Linked DNA regions of Homo sapiens: region 2 is linked to region 1. A link is an interaction called in ENCODE POLR2A ChIA-PET data of the cell type or tissue named here. Cell type or tissue: HepG2. All regions are shown on one strand. Links, peaks and the distances in the headings refer to the core of each region. The heading gives the core; the rest is flanking DNA. Region 1 has its middle 7.8 kb from the start of ABHD16B. Region 2 overlaps RTEL1 (regulator of telomere elongation helicase 1).

Region 1 (7,009 bases), core at 1,919-5,918:
TTTCATCTCTTCTGGGTAAATACCTGGGCGCGGGATGCTGAGTCACGCTACGTCTCCTTTCCTGAATCTCTTTTTTTTTTTTTCTTTGAGACGGAGTCTCTCTCTGTCGCCCAGGCTGGAGTGCAGTGGCGCGATCTGGGCTCACTGCAACCTCCTCCTCCCGGGTTCAAGCAATTCTCCTGCCTCAGCCTCCCGAGTAGCTGGGACTACAGGCGCCCGCCACCACGCCCGGCTAATTTTTTGTATTTTTAGTAGAGATGGGGTTTCACCGTGTTAGCCAGGATGGTCTCGATCTCCTGACCTCGTGATCCGCCCGCCTCGGCCTCCCAAAGTGCTGGGATTACAGGCGTGAGCCACCGCACCCGGCCTGAATCTCTTTATATGTTTTGGTCACCCCATGACTGCATCCCTAAGAGCAAGGACCTTGCCTGTGCTGCTTGCTGCAGTGACCAGAGCTCAACACGACTGCTCGCCTGGAGGATCTTCTGAACAGACACTCACCCACTGGGTGAATGGGTGGATGGCAGCGGTGCCAGGACAGTGGGTCCTGGTGATGCCAATGGGGAGGTGACGATGGGCTGGAGGCACCACAGAAGATGCCAACGGTGACTGCGGTAAATGAGGTGGCAGCGACCGCGGCCGTCAGCAGTGATGCAGCCGTGGGTGGATGGTCGTAATGGGGAAGACCTCACATAGCCTGGAGACGCCTGCTTCAGCCCTCCTTGAAACTGAACTCACCTGGGGAGATGTCATGTGGCCCCTCCACTTCCCCCTACTTCAGGCACCCATGCTCACTCACACCTTGGAGCCAGCTGTCACCAAAACCCACGCACTCTGAAATGACTACTTGCAGTTTCCCCCTCTGTGGTGCAACTGCCCCCCTCCCCGGCTGTTACACCTCACCAAGCGCTTCGCTCCAGGACAACCCTCCTTTCTCCAAAACAGGCGGCCTTCCCCTTTCTTTGGCTTCCTTCTTATCCAGTTCAGATTTTGTGGTCCACTCTTAGTCACTCTCTCGAAAATGTGGGAAGTCTTCAAATGTCCCTCCTTTTGTGGCACCCTTCTGAGAACTTCAGCCTTGCCAGCACCTAAACCACTGCCCATTGTAGGGAAAATCAAGCCAGGAAGATGGGGGCCACCCAAAACCCATGTCTGGACGTTCTGCTGCACCCGGTCCTGGGGAGTCCACACCTGGCAAACGGAGACGTCTATCCACTCAGTCCCCACCCGCTGCACGCCGTGGTCTTTCCCAAGCACTCCGGACTTAGTCTCTGGATGGTTTGTATGTTAAGCTGTTCCCTGCTCTCCAGCCTTCCCACCAGCATTTACCACCCATTACCTCGCTGACATGCAGACAGGAGCTGAGAAATGTTTAGCTGAGAAATTTTCAGGAGCTTCTTAGAAGTGGCTTCCTTTCAGCCGGGCACGGTGGCGCACGCCTGTAATCCCAGCACTTTGGGAGGCTGAGGTGGGCGGATCACGAGGTCAAGAGATTGAGACCAGCCTGGCCAACATGGTGAAACCCCATCTCTACTAAAAATACGAAAATTAGGCCGGGCACGGTAGCTCACACCTGTAATCTCAGAACTTTGGGAGGCCGAGGTGGGCGGATCACAAGGTCAGGAGTTCAAGACCAGCCTGACCAACATGCTGAAATCCCGTCTCTACTAAAGATATAAAAATTAGCTGGGTGTGGTGGCGTGTGCCTGTAATCCTAGCTACTGGGGAGGCTGAGGCAGGAGAATCATTTGAACCCTGGAGGTGGAGGTTGTGGTAAGCCGAGATCGCGCCACTGCATTCCAGCCTGGGTGACAGGGCGAGACTACATCTCAAAAAAAAAAAAAAAAAAAATACAAAAATTACCCGGGCGTGGTGGCACACGCCTGTATTCCCAGCCACTCAGGAGGCTGAGGCAGGAGAAGCACTTAAACGAGGGAGACAGAGGTTGCAGTGAGCCGAGATGGCGCCCCTGCACTCCAGCCTGGTGACAGAGCGAGACTCCGTCTCAAAAAAAAAAAAAAAAAAAAAAATTGGCTTCCTTTCCAACTCCTTGCACCAGTTTGCAAAGCCCTACCCATCTCCCCACTCCCCATCCCTAGCCTCATTCCTCCTGGTCCCTAAGGTCCCAGCCACTCTGGCCTCTGTTCTTATTCCTTCAGCACTAGGGCCTCTCCCAGGGTCAGCCCCAACTCCACAGCCTAATTCACAGGGTGAATTCCTACCCATCTCTCTGGTCTCAGCTCCTGATCCACCTCCCCTCCAGGATGGCAGCTGCTGGTGTTTGCTTCCTGCAAAACCCTTCTTGGCCGGGCGCAGTGACTCATTTCTATAATCCCAGCACTTTGGGAGGCTGAGGTGGGCAGATCACCTGAGGTCAGGAGTTCGAGACTAGCCTGACCAACATGGTAAAACCCTGTCTTTACTAAAAATACAAAAATTAGGCTGGGTGTGGTGGCTCACACTTGTAATCCCAGCACTTTGGGAGGCCAAGGTGGGTGGATCACCTGACGTCAGGAGTTTGAGACCAGCCTGGGCAACCATGGCCAACATGGTGAAACCCCGTCTCTACCAAAAATACAAAAATTAGGCCAGGCATATTGGCTCATGGCTGTAATCCCAACACTTTGGGAGGCTGAGGTGGGAGAATCACCTGAGGTCAGGAGTTGGTGGCACGAGTCTGTAATCTCAGCTACTCGGGAGGCTGAAGCAGGAGGATTGCTTGAACCCAGGAGGCAGAGGTTGCAGTGAGCGGAGATCGCGCCACTGCACTCCAGCCTGGGCAACAGAACAAACTCTGTCTCAAAATAAATAAATAAATAAAATTAAAACATAAAATAGGCCAGGCTCAGTGGCTCATGCCTGTAATCCCAGCACTTTTGGAGGCCGAGGTGGGTGGATCACCTGAGGTCAGGAGTTTGAGACCATCCTGGCCAACATGGTGAAACCCCGTGTCTACTAAACATACAAAAATTACCCGGGCATGGTGAGGGGCGCCTGTAGTCCCAGCTACTTGGGAGGCTGAGGCAGGAGAATGGCTTGAAACCGGGAGGCGGAGCTTGCAGTGAGCCGAGATGGCGCCACTGCACACCAGTCTGGGCGACAGAGCGAGATTCCGTCTCAAATAAATAAATAAATAATAAAAATAAAATAAAATAAAACCCCTCTTTGGGTTAAATCCCTACTTGCTCACAGCAAATACCCTGAGGGCAAGGATGGGACCGGCCAGTGCTTCGTCCAGCCCAGCAGGCCCGTGACATACGTCCGCCGAATGAATGATTCCCGTTAGGGATGGTAAAGGGGGAAGGTGGGGAGATCAGGTCATCACCAGATGCAGAGAATGACTGAGGTAGGGAGAACTGCCTTCATCCTGCCCTCCTGGTATCCATGGTGGGAGACCACCCAGGCCCAGAAGGACATCAGCTGGTGGAAGGGGAAGCCCACCTGGAATGTGACAGGCTCCAGCCGCCTTCACCCTCCTGGTCCCGGCCTCCACTCAGGTGAGCCACCCTCACCCTCCTGCTCCCCGTCTCCACTCAGGTCATCCACCCTCACCCTCCTGGTCCCTGTCTCCACTCAGGTCATCCAACCTCACCCTCCTGGTCCCGGCCTCCACTCAGGTCAGCCACCCTCACCCTCCTGGTCCCTGTCTCCACTCAGGTCATCCACCCTCACCCTCCTGGTCCCTGTCTCCACTCAGGTCATCCACCCTCACCCTCCTGGTCCCTGTCTCCACTCAGGTCAGCCACCCTCACCCTCCACTCAGGTCAGCACTGCCTGGGACTTTCCAGGGGGCTGAGCGGCTGACCAGGAGCCTTTGCTGGGGCGGCCTGGGCACCCGGGCACTTCCTGCAAGGCCTCCCTCCTTGCAGCCCCAGCTCCTGGCCTGCTCCTTCCTCCTCCGCCCCAGGGGCTTTCCACAAAGCCTGAGGCCTGCTATTTTTAGCTGAGGGAGAGGGCCCAGTTCCTGGCCCCACTGCCGCCCTGAAGGAGCCTGGGCTAAACTGGGGCTGGGGTTGGGTCTAGGGGTTGGGGGAGAGGCTGCAGTCCCCAGCCCAGGCACACCTGGAGTGCAGAGGGGACGCTGCAGGCTGGGCTCCCAGCCCAGTTGGTGGACCAGGCGCTTACCCTGGGGAGGTGGGGCTTAGGGCCTGGGTGGGCTGCCGCCCACTTCCTGTGGCCGCACCCCAGTACTTCAAAGGCTGCTGGCCGCCCTGTGGTCAGTCCAGGCTCCCACGCAGCTGGAGGGGCTGGGCGGGCACACGCACCCCTGGCAGCTGGCCCCCCCTCCCCTCAGGGCAGCTTCAAAGCAGCAGGGGTGGGCAGCCCCCGTGATTAGCACGGATCCCAGGGCTGGGACGGGAGACACAAGGCGGTAATGGAGGCCCTGGCAGAGCCCCTCCTCTGCTCCTATGCTGCCCGTCCCACTGCCTTCCTGGGTTGGCTCAGGGCAAAGGCCCAGGTACCTTCCTGGCCCCCAGATCCTGTCTTGAGGCAGGGGCCACCTTTAGGGGTACCTGCGTCTCTGCTTGGTGCCTGTGGGTTTCGGTGGCCTGGCCACGGAGTCAGTCCCAGTCAGAGAAGCGACAGGAACCGTGGTGGGGGCACCCCTGCGGGACCCCTCGGGACAGCCTCTCTTTCTTACTCCTTTCCTCTCTTCCTTCCTCCCCACTTTCCAACTGGAAGGGGGGCGGGAGGGGAGGGGCCATAAAGGAGAAGGGGCTCCTTGTCCAGGCCTCGGGCTGTGGTGGGCTTGACCTGGCGCCAGCTCCCCAGGGACGGCCTGGGCGGAGGTATTGGGGGCGGGGACCTAGAAGCAGCCGCCCCAGAGTCCGGCAGACGCTGAGAACAGAGAGTGCCTGGGGGGCGGGGGGCAGCTTTCAGGGTCCCCTGGGGTCAGCTCTGGGACAGTTGCCGTTTTTAATCTGCACAAGTGATTTAGAAGGAGCCGCCAGGGCTGCAACCTAGATCCACTCAGACCCAGCTCGGGAAGTGCGGGGAGGCGCGGCCCAAGAACTGTGCCCTCCCCCCAGCTGTGGCCACAGGGCAGCGGGGACCCTGGATGAAGCTTCCACCACCCAGCTGTGGCCACAGGGCAGTGGGGGCCCCGGACGAAGCTTCCTCCCCGAGCTGTGGCCGCAGGGCAGTGGGGACCCCGGACGAAGCTTCCTCCTCTCCTGCCAGCCAGAACCCGGGTTCATGGTGACCTTGCATGCCCGAAGTCTGTCCATCCTGTCCCGGACTGGCTCTCCTCTCCCCTCCCCTCCCCTCCTCCTCTACTCTCAGGCATCCAGGGACCGCCGCCCAGCCCAGCTTCAGGGCCGGAGGCTCCCCCAGATCTAGGGCCTTGAAGGAGCCCCGGTCCCTGAGCTCACAGCACAGACGCCCGGACCCTGGCAGATGCCGGCTTTCAGCCCACCCACCCGGCAGCTGGGAGCCACCCACCCCAGGAAGGAAGGGCTGGGGGTGGGCTGCGCATCCAGCTCGCCGGGGTCCCCACCAAGGACCTTGACTTGGCTGCCAGCGACCACCCCACCCCTGCTGACACAAGCTGGGCGCGCCTCCCTCGGTCTTTGGGCGCAGGGAGGGAGGGCTGGGTCTCCAGTCCTTCTGACCACTCCGCTGCCTGCTTGCGGCCCGTCCCCACCACCCACCACCCGAGCTGCAGGTGCGGTGGAGACGGGGAGGGGAGAAGGTGCAGGGGCACACGGGCCGTCGCCCTGAGGGATTTTCGATGGTTCCACGACTTGGGGGAGCCAGGAAAAAGGGGCAACTTCTGTGGCCTCCCGTGGACTTGGGACCCCTGGTGGAGTCGGAATCCTCACGAGAGACTCCTGTGGGGAAACACATCCTAGGCCCTCTGGGCTGGGCCCCTGGTCCACCTGGGACGCAGGCTGGAGAGGCCAAATGCAGGGGCCAGGAAGCACCAAACTGGCTCTTAGGCCAAGAGCCAAGGGACCCCCACCCTTTCCATGTGTCCCCCAATCCAGGCCCAGCGTCATCCCCCCTCCTCACCCACACCCGGGGCTGACTGTCCGAGATACAGGCTGTGTTTTCCATCTGGTCACCACGCGCCCCCCCAGGTGAGGGTCTCCGAGGGGCAACGCGTGAAAAGCCGGAGCGGATCGCCTCACGGGGCGGAATGGCTGCTGGTGCCGGCCTGGTCAGAGGCCGGGATCGGTATTTGCTGAATATACAACACAGAGGGACCAATAAAAATACAGAGAAAAGCACGGAGCCGCCGGCGTGGCAGAAGAGCCTGCGGAGAAGCTCCCTCAAAGACTGGCAGGCGACACAACCACAACCTGTGGAAAAGCAACTGGGGCAAAGCTCTTGGCTTTAAGAATACCCCCTTGGGGCCGGGCGCGGTGGCTCACGCCTGTAATACCAACACTTTGGGAGGCCAAGGTGGGCAGATCACGAGGTCAGGAGCTCGAGACCATCCTGGCTAACACGGTGAAACCCCGTCTGTACTAACAATACAAAAAATCAGCCGGGCGTGGTGGCGGGCGCCTGTAGTCCCAGCTACTTGGGAGGCTGAGGCAGGAGAATGGCGTGAACCCGGGAGGCGGAGCTTGCAGTGAGCTGAGAACATGCCACTGCACTCCAGCCTGGGCGACAGAGCGAGACTCCGTCTCAAAAAAAAAAAGAAAAGAAAAGAAGAAAAGAAAAGCCCCTAGAGGCCAGGGTCCTTGAACAAAAGTGCGCGATGCCCTGTGTCTGCAGCGGGGAGAGGTCTGGAGCCCGTGTGTCCGACAGCAGAAGTGGACACAGTGGTGCCAGGGCAGGAACCCTGGGGGCATTTGCAGGCCTGTGCTGCGAGACTGCAGTGGCGCTCAGGACACACCTCGGAGAAGAGCAAGCCTGCTGCAGAGTGACATGAACACCAGGTCTGTTTCTGTACGAGCCAGTGACAGAAGACCCCTAGATAAGACTCTCTGTACGTATATGTTTGTAGGCAAATGGAAGGTGAGAAAGACACGGTCCCGACTAGCAAGTCTGGATGTCTACG
Region 2 (6,381 bases), core at 1-4,000, 170 kb before region 1:
TGCTCCTCTGTGGCATCTCCTTCCCTGATGGAAGCCGGGCGGGTGCCTTCTCCTGCTGTATTAGTTAACTGATTCTAGACTTGGGGATGGGAGAAAGGCCCCTACACCACCTGTTTCTGATTGGCAAACTCTCGGCTCCTTTCCAGTGCCCTAAACCCACACTGGGCCTCCTGCAGGGATGGGGGAGGACGAGGTCTGGTGGCACATGCCCAGGGTGATGCTGGTGAGGGAGGACGCAAAGGACAGTGGGGGCCGGGGAGCCGCTCCTGCCCTGTCCGGGCCCTCAGGCCAGGGGGGACCCACTGCTGGCAGCCCCAGCAGCCCCAGCTGCACGCAGATGAAGAGCTCTGGACACACGCGGCTTCCTGAACAGCTTCTCCAGGGACAGACAAATGGGGACCCTGCAGGTTCCCGGCAGGGGTGTCCCTGGGAGCCCATGATTGGGGGTGCGACCCTGGCCCCCTTCTCATTGGCCCCGTCCTGTCCTGCAATGCCCGTCCCATGTGAGGTCTGCTTCTGGCTCCATGCCTATGGCAGCACCTGCTTTCCCTGGCGTAGAGGTGCTTGTCCGGTTTGTGGAGGGCACGCCCCATTTTGGGTGCTCTGGGCACGTTGCCTCTCCGGGGCCTCGGTGGCTTTTTTAGAAGCAGACTCAGAAGTCCCTGACTGGGGAAGCCAAGGCACAGGTGGCTGTGTGGAGCCCTGTGAGGCCTCCTCTGTGCTGCCCACGCTGTACCTGCTGGCCACACGAGATCATGGCAGGGTTAGGCAGGGCTGCCCAGCGCTATGACAGCTTCATGAGTGTCCATCTGGCCTGTGGGGTGCTTGAGCTGGGGGAGGCCGCAGAAGAACCCTGGGATGCATGGCTGGCCTGTGCATGCTGCTGGGCATGGAGCTGCAGATCCCGGAACAAGCAGGCACTGCCTTCTCCTTCACAGACGCAGCTCTGAGCGGGGGCGAGACCTGGGCAGGGACCAGGTGGGGTGGGCACAGGGTGGTGGGGCCCAGGCTCAGCCCTCCCTCCACTGTGGCCGTCTCTGTGGCCAGTGACGCCACAGCCTGTGTCTTCTCTGTGCGGTAGCTGGGGCTGGAAGGACAGCACTGCCTTGTCCTCCCAACTCCTCCCCAAAGGCACGGTGGGCATCCCAGGCCCAGACCCCTCTGTCTGTGGCTCCTGCCTGCCAAGGGCTGCTGTGCTGTCCCGCATGGAGTGTGGTTGGCTCTTCAAGCAGGAGGCCGTGCACCTATCAGGCGGACCTGCTTCCATGTCCCTGATGGGTCACTGCAAAGCACCTCCAGCACATGGCCAGGCGAGGTAGCCCTGCAGCCCAGGGCCTGGAGGGCAGGTGTGAGCTGGCCCGGGCCTGTCCCTCCCTGGAATACAGCTTCCCAGGCTCCCACTTATGGAGAAGTCTCCTCCACACTATGGAACTGAATCCTAGAATGTGGCTTCTGAGGTTCCTACACTCGAACTGAATCCTGGAATGCGGCTTCCAAGGCTTCCAGCTATGGAGAAGACTCCACACTCTGGAACCGAATCCTGGAACGCGGCCTCCCAGGCCCCCAGCTATGGAGAAGACTCCACACTCTGGAACCGAATCCTGGAACGCGGCCTCCCAGGCCCCCAGCTATGGAGAAGACTCCACACTCTGGAACCGGATCCTGGAACGCGGCCTCCCAGCCTCCCACTTAAGGAGAAGTCTCCACACTCTGGAACCGGATCCTGGAACGTGGCCTCCCAGGCCCCCACTTAAGGAGAAGACTCCACACTCTGGAACCGAATCCTGCACACTCCATCGGTTTGGAATTTCCTTTGGCTGCTGCTCTAAGTAGCCGCTGGTGGATGACTCAGCTTCTGCCAGCCCTCGGGTGCCTGGAGGATGAGGGACTGCACACAGTGCTCACCCGCGTTGGCTCCTGAGCCCCTGCAGGTGTGGGCGGTGCCCATAGGGCTGGTGCTGGGTTGGGCCTGCAGCCCTGAGTCACAGGTGACCCTGGGGGCAGAGTGGGGCCAGTGGCCCCAGGAAGAGGATGTGGGATGCACAGCTCAGCTGGAGGCGAACTCCAGGCAGGGTCAGGCCGTGTGCTCGGAAGTCAGGGCTTAGCTGGAGGCAAACTCTGGGCAGTGCTGGCCCGTGTTGGGGAACCAGTTGCCCCTGGGCCCCCGTGAGACTGCTGGGTCCTCATCCCTCTCTGCCTGAGGCCGGAGCTGCCCTGGGCTGAGGCACAGGGGGATTTGTGGTGGTGTTTTTTTGAGAAAGGGTCTCGCTTTGTCACCCCGGCTGGAGTGCAGGGGCTTGATCACAGCTCACTGCAGCCTCAACCTCCTGGGCCCAAGTGATCCTCTTGCCTCAGCCACCCGAGGAGCTGTGAACACAGGTGTGCACCACCGCACTCAGCTAATTTTTAAAATTTTTTTGTAGAGATGAGGTCTTGCCATGTTTCCCAGGCTGGTCTCAAACTCCTGGGCTCAGGCAGTCTGCCCGCCTTGGCCTCCCAAAGTGCTGGGATTACAGGCAAGAGCTTCCATGCCTGCCCAGCAGAAGGCTTTTCGAAGGAAGCTGTTTCCTGAGGCAGACTCAGCCCTGCTCATGGCAGCCACCAGCGTGGGGGTGAACTTGTTCTGTTACTTCCATCCCCGTGGGCCAAATGCTTTGGTAAAACACAAGGCCCTGTGTTTAGCTGTCTTGACAGTGAAAATGGCTGGGAAGGAAGGAAGGAACGGAAGGAAATTTCTCTCTCCTTCTGTGCGTACCCAGGCACGTGCACATGCATGCAGAGTACGCACACACGCACGCACGCCTGCACAAATCCACGCATGTTGCCAAGTCTCTGTGTTCCAGCCGTGGTGTCTGCCCCCCGGTGTTCTCTAGTTCGGCTTCTCCGCATTTCTGTGAATGATTCCGGCTTCTTGGTGTTCCCAGCAGAACTCCCTCAAGTCTGCGGCGGGGCTCTGACGGCGGTGGCTTGGCTGACATGGCCACATTGCTGAGCCTGTTGGGGGCTTTGCGTTCCTGTTCTGGCCGTTTTTGGCTCGTTTTCCAGGAACGGTCGTCACGCGCTCCTCTCCTAGTGCAGGCATCATTCCTTTCCCATTGATTTGCAGGGTTCTCTGTAAGTTCTGAGGATCCCATATACATATACTCTCTGTAAGTTCTGAGGATCCCATATACATATTCTCTCTCTAAGTTCTGAGGATCCCATATACATATTCTCTCTCTAAGTTCTGAGGATCCCATGCCGACATACATATTCTTTCCTTGTCTCATGCTGGTCATTTTTTCCATTTTCATGACAGGTTTGGTGAACACATGTTTCCTTGTCAGATTTTTGTTCTGAGCTTGTGCCTCCCGACCAAGATGCTAAACCGGGTCTTGTGTATTCTCCAAACTGCACTGTAGAGTGACGGAGCTTTGTGTCTGGGCCTCCATGCCTTCTGACGTCACCTGTGGGGGTGTGAAAGGCAGACTCTACCTTGATTTTTCCCAGCACGCCACACCGGTGGTTCTGTGCGCTGACCGAGCGGCTCGGCTTCCCCCAACTCCACTGGGCACCTGCCACACTTTTCCTCATGTTTTTGTTCACTGTGGTTTTGTCGTAAGTCCTGGTGTTGGCCTGAACCAATTTCTTTTTGTTTGTTTTTGAGACAGAGTTTTGCTCTTGTTGCCCAGGCTGGAGTGCAGTGGCGCGATCTCGGCTCACTGCAAGCTCCGCCTCCCGGGTTCACGCCATTCTCCTGCCTCAGCCTCCCAAATACCTGGGATTATAGGCACCTGCCACCACGCCTGGCTAATTTTTTGTATTTTTAGTAGAGACGAGGTTTCACCGTGTTAGCCAGGATGGTCTCGATCTCCTGACCTCGTGATCCGCCTCCCAAAGTGCTGGGATTACAGGCATGAGCCACCGTGCCCAGCCTGATATTTTTAGTAGAAATGGGGTTTTGCCATGTTGGCCAGGCTGGTCTCGAACTCCTGACCTCAGGTGATCCTCTCACCTTGGCCTCCCAGAGTGCTGGGATTACGGGTGTGAGCCACCACGCCCGGCCTCTTGTTCTTTTGAAACCTGCCCTGACGTTTTTTCCATAGTGCATCTTGGAGTCAGCGTGTCTACTTCCTGTAAAAATCTTACTGTGATTTTGACTAGAATGTGTTGAATTCCTGTTTTTTTTTTGAGTCAGGGTCTCTCTGTTGCCCAGGCTGGAGTGCAGTGGGACCATCACAGCTCACTGCAGCCTCAACCTCCTGGGCTCAGGGGATCCTCTCAGCTCAACCTCCCAAGTAGCTGGGACCACAGGCACATGCCACCATGCCCGGCTAGGTTTTTTTTTTTTTTTTTTTGGTGAACACCCTGGGGTTGCACCATGTTGCCCAGGCTGGTCTCGAACTCCTGGGTTCGGGCAGTTTGCTCCTCTCAGCCTCCCGGAGTGCTGGGATTACAGGCCTGAGCCACTGCACTAGGCCATGTTGAATTTCTAGATTAATTTGGGGCCCTCAGGGGCACAGAGAGGAGGGCTGGGCCAGTTGGCGGGAGGAGAGGCCCCTCGGGCTGCCGCATTTTCAGTGCATGGAGATGGCCTATGTTGGGGGAACACAGAGCTCACCGGGGGTCCCTGCAGGGAGGAGAAAGGGTCAGGCAGGTGCCAGCTCCTGTCCATTGGCCTGGGGCTGCATGATGGCAGGGGCCGGTGAACCGATGACCCCTGGGTGTCCTGTGACCTTCTGTGTATGCGGCTGATGCTGCAGAAAGTCGGGTGGCCTCAGGCTCCTGACGGGGCTGCACTTCCTCTGCCTTTCAGATTGTGTTCAGTGTGGACCCCTCCGAGGGCAGCCCTGGTTCCCCAGCAGGGCTGGGGGCCTTACAGTCCTATAAGGTAGGGGCCACCTCCAGGAGGCAGGTGGAGGGCAGCCCTTGTTCCCCGGCAGGGCTGGGGGCCTTACAGTCCTATAAGGTGGGGGCCACCTCCAGGAGGCAGGTGGGGCTGGGGGTCTTCTGGTCCTAAAAGGTAAGGGGCTGCCCCCAGGACATGGGCGGGGCCTCCACACTCCTGGTCCTGTCCCCTCCAGGTGCACATCCATCCTGATGCTGGTCACCGGAGGACGGCTCAGCGGTCTGATGCCTGGAGCACCACTGCAGCCAGAAAGCGAGGTACAGACCTGGGCCCACACGCTCCCCGCCCGCCCGGGTGCAGTGCCCGGCACCACCATGCCACAGGCTAGGCACATGCCCAGCCGTGGATCTCCTGCCCCCATGGGCCTGGCCACCTTCTCCATATCCAGGCCAATCCAGAGCATTCTCCTCACTGTCCCTCTGAAGATTGGAGTTACTGAGAGACGTAGGAGATGGCCTGATGGCACCGTGACCTGCCCAGAGTCACCTGGTTGGTGGTGGCAGAGCCACAGCCCAGCCAGGCCTCCCTGCTGGGACACGCTCGTTTATGCCGAGGCCGTCAGCACAGAGCCTCCACAGTGAGGCACGGCTCTGCCTGCTGCCTCCACGCAGCGCCTGGCCGGGCCAAGCCTCAGGGTCACATCTGAAGGGGGCCCGGCTGGCCCTGTTGTCCGAAGCCCCTGGTGCGCTCAGCCCCGAGGCCCCACGTGCCTTCTTGGCTTCCTGTGCTCCGTGGCGTCTTCGAGTCGGTGCTGCCGGGGACGCTGTGTGGATGGGGTCTGTGAGTGTGCCCTCGGCTCCGTGTCCGGAGCCCTGTGGTTCTTGGGGTGTATCTGGCCCCACCCCCACTGCGTGGTGTCCAGGGTGGGGCTTCACGGCTGCAGCTGCGGGAGCTGCTGCCCCTGCCTTGTGCTCCAGTGGGGCCTTGCCTCTGGGCTTGGTTCGTCCCTCTCTGGAACATTCTTTCTCAGCTGCTGTCCGACCCATGGTGGCATGACGTGGCCCTGGCTGAAGCAGCCCTTGTGCGGTTGCTGTGGTTGGGTCTGCCTGGCCGAGCCGGAAGGGAAGGGCTGGGAGGGCGTCAGGGTGGCGTGGCTTGACCCCCGCTCGGTGATGGTCCTGCAGCAAGGCCTCTCCCAGCAGGAAGCGTCCATCCCGGGGGGAGGCCGGCGCCCCTCACGCAGTTGGGGTTGCGGGAGGCAGTGCGTGCCTGAGGCAGCCGGTGCACAGATTCCAAGGGCCTGGAATCTGTTTGTTCCATTGACCTCTGATGTCACTTGACTTCTCAGAAGCAGCCACTCCCTGCACTGGGCGTTTGTAGGAAATGAGCTCCTGGAGGAGGGGGTGGGGAAGTTCCCCCATTGCAGGGCACACTCAGCCCCAGGAAGGAAACGTGCCTCGTCCCTGCTGACTCCGAATCGCAGTCAGAGTCGTTCTGCTTGTGCCGTGTTGAATTCCCGGCATCCGGCATCCAGACTCAGCCTCCTCCCCAGG

The links. Peaks named below come from ENCODE experiments on the same cell type or tissue, not always from the same donor. Only the 100,000 strongest peaks of a DNase experiment are listed, where the experiment ranks them.
Region 2: POLR2A ChIA-PET joins it to region 1 with 6 read pairs; 8 of 35 experiments call an interaction of 5 or more read pairs at or near these places.

The regions. Positions count from the first base shown.
Region 1 is chr20:63,850,233-63,857,241 of GRCh38, forward strand. No RefSeq gene overlaps it. Among named protein-coding and RNA genes, the nearest start is that of ABHD16B, 7.8 kb to the right of the region's middle. RefSeq lists enhancers at 754-913, 994-1,093, 3,268-4,121 and a silencer at 4,365-4,414. In HepG2, for the core only: no CTCF peak of the experiment used is centred there; a DNase peak (open chromatin) is centred at 4,323; H3K4me3 peaks cover 1,993 bases; H3K27me3 peaks cover 811 bases.
Region 2 is chr20:63,680,728-63,687,108 of GRCh38, forward strand. RTEL1 (regulator of telomere elongation helicase 1) reads left to right here. Exons shown (of 35, transcript NM_001283009.2): 15 at 4,796-4,870; 16 at 5,064-5,145. RTEL1-TNFRSF6B (RTEL1-TNFRSF6B readthrough (NMD candidate)) reads left to right here. Exons shown (of 38, transcript NR_037882.1): 15 at 4,796-4,870; 16 at 5,064-5,145. Among named protein-coding and RNA genes, the nearest start is that of TNFRSF6B, 13 kb to the right of the region's middle. RefSeq lists enhancers at 1,261-1,985, 2,712-3,436. In HepG2, for the core only: no CTCF peak of the experiment used is centred there; a DNase peak (open chromatin) is centred at 1,944.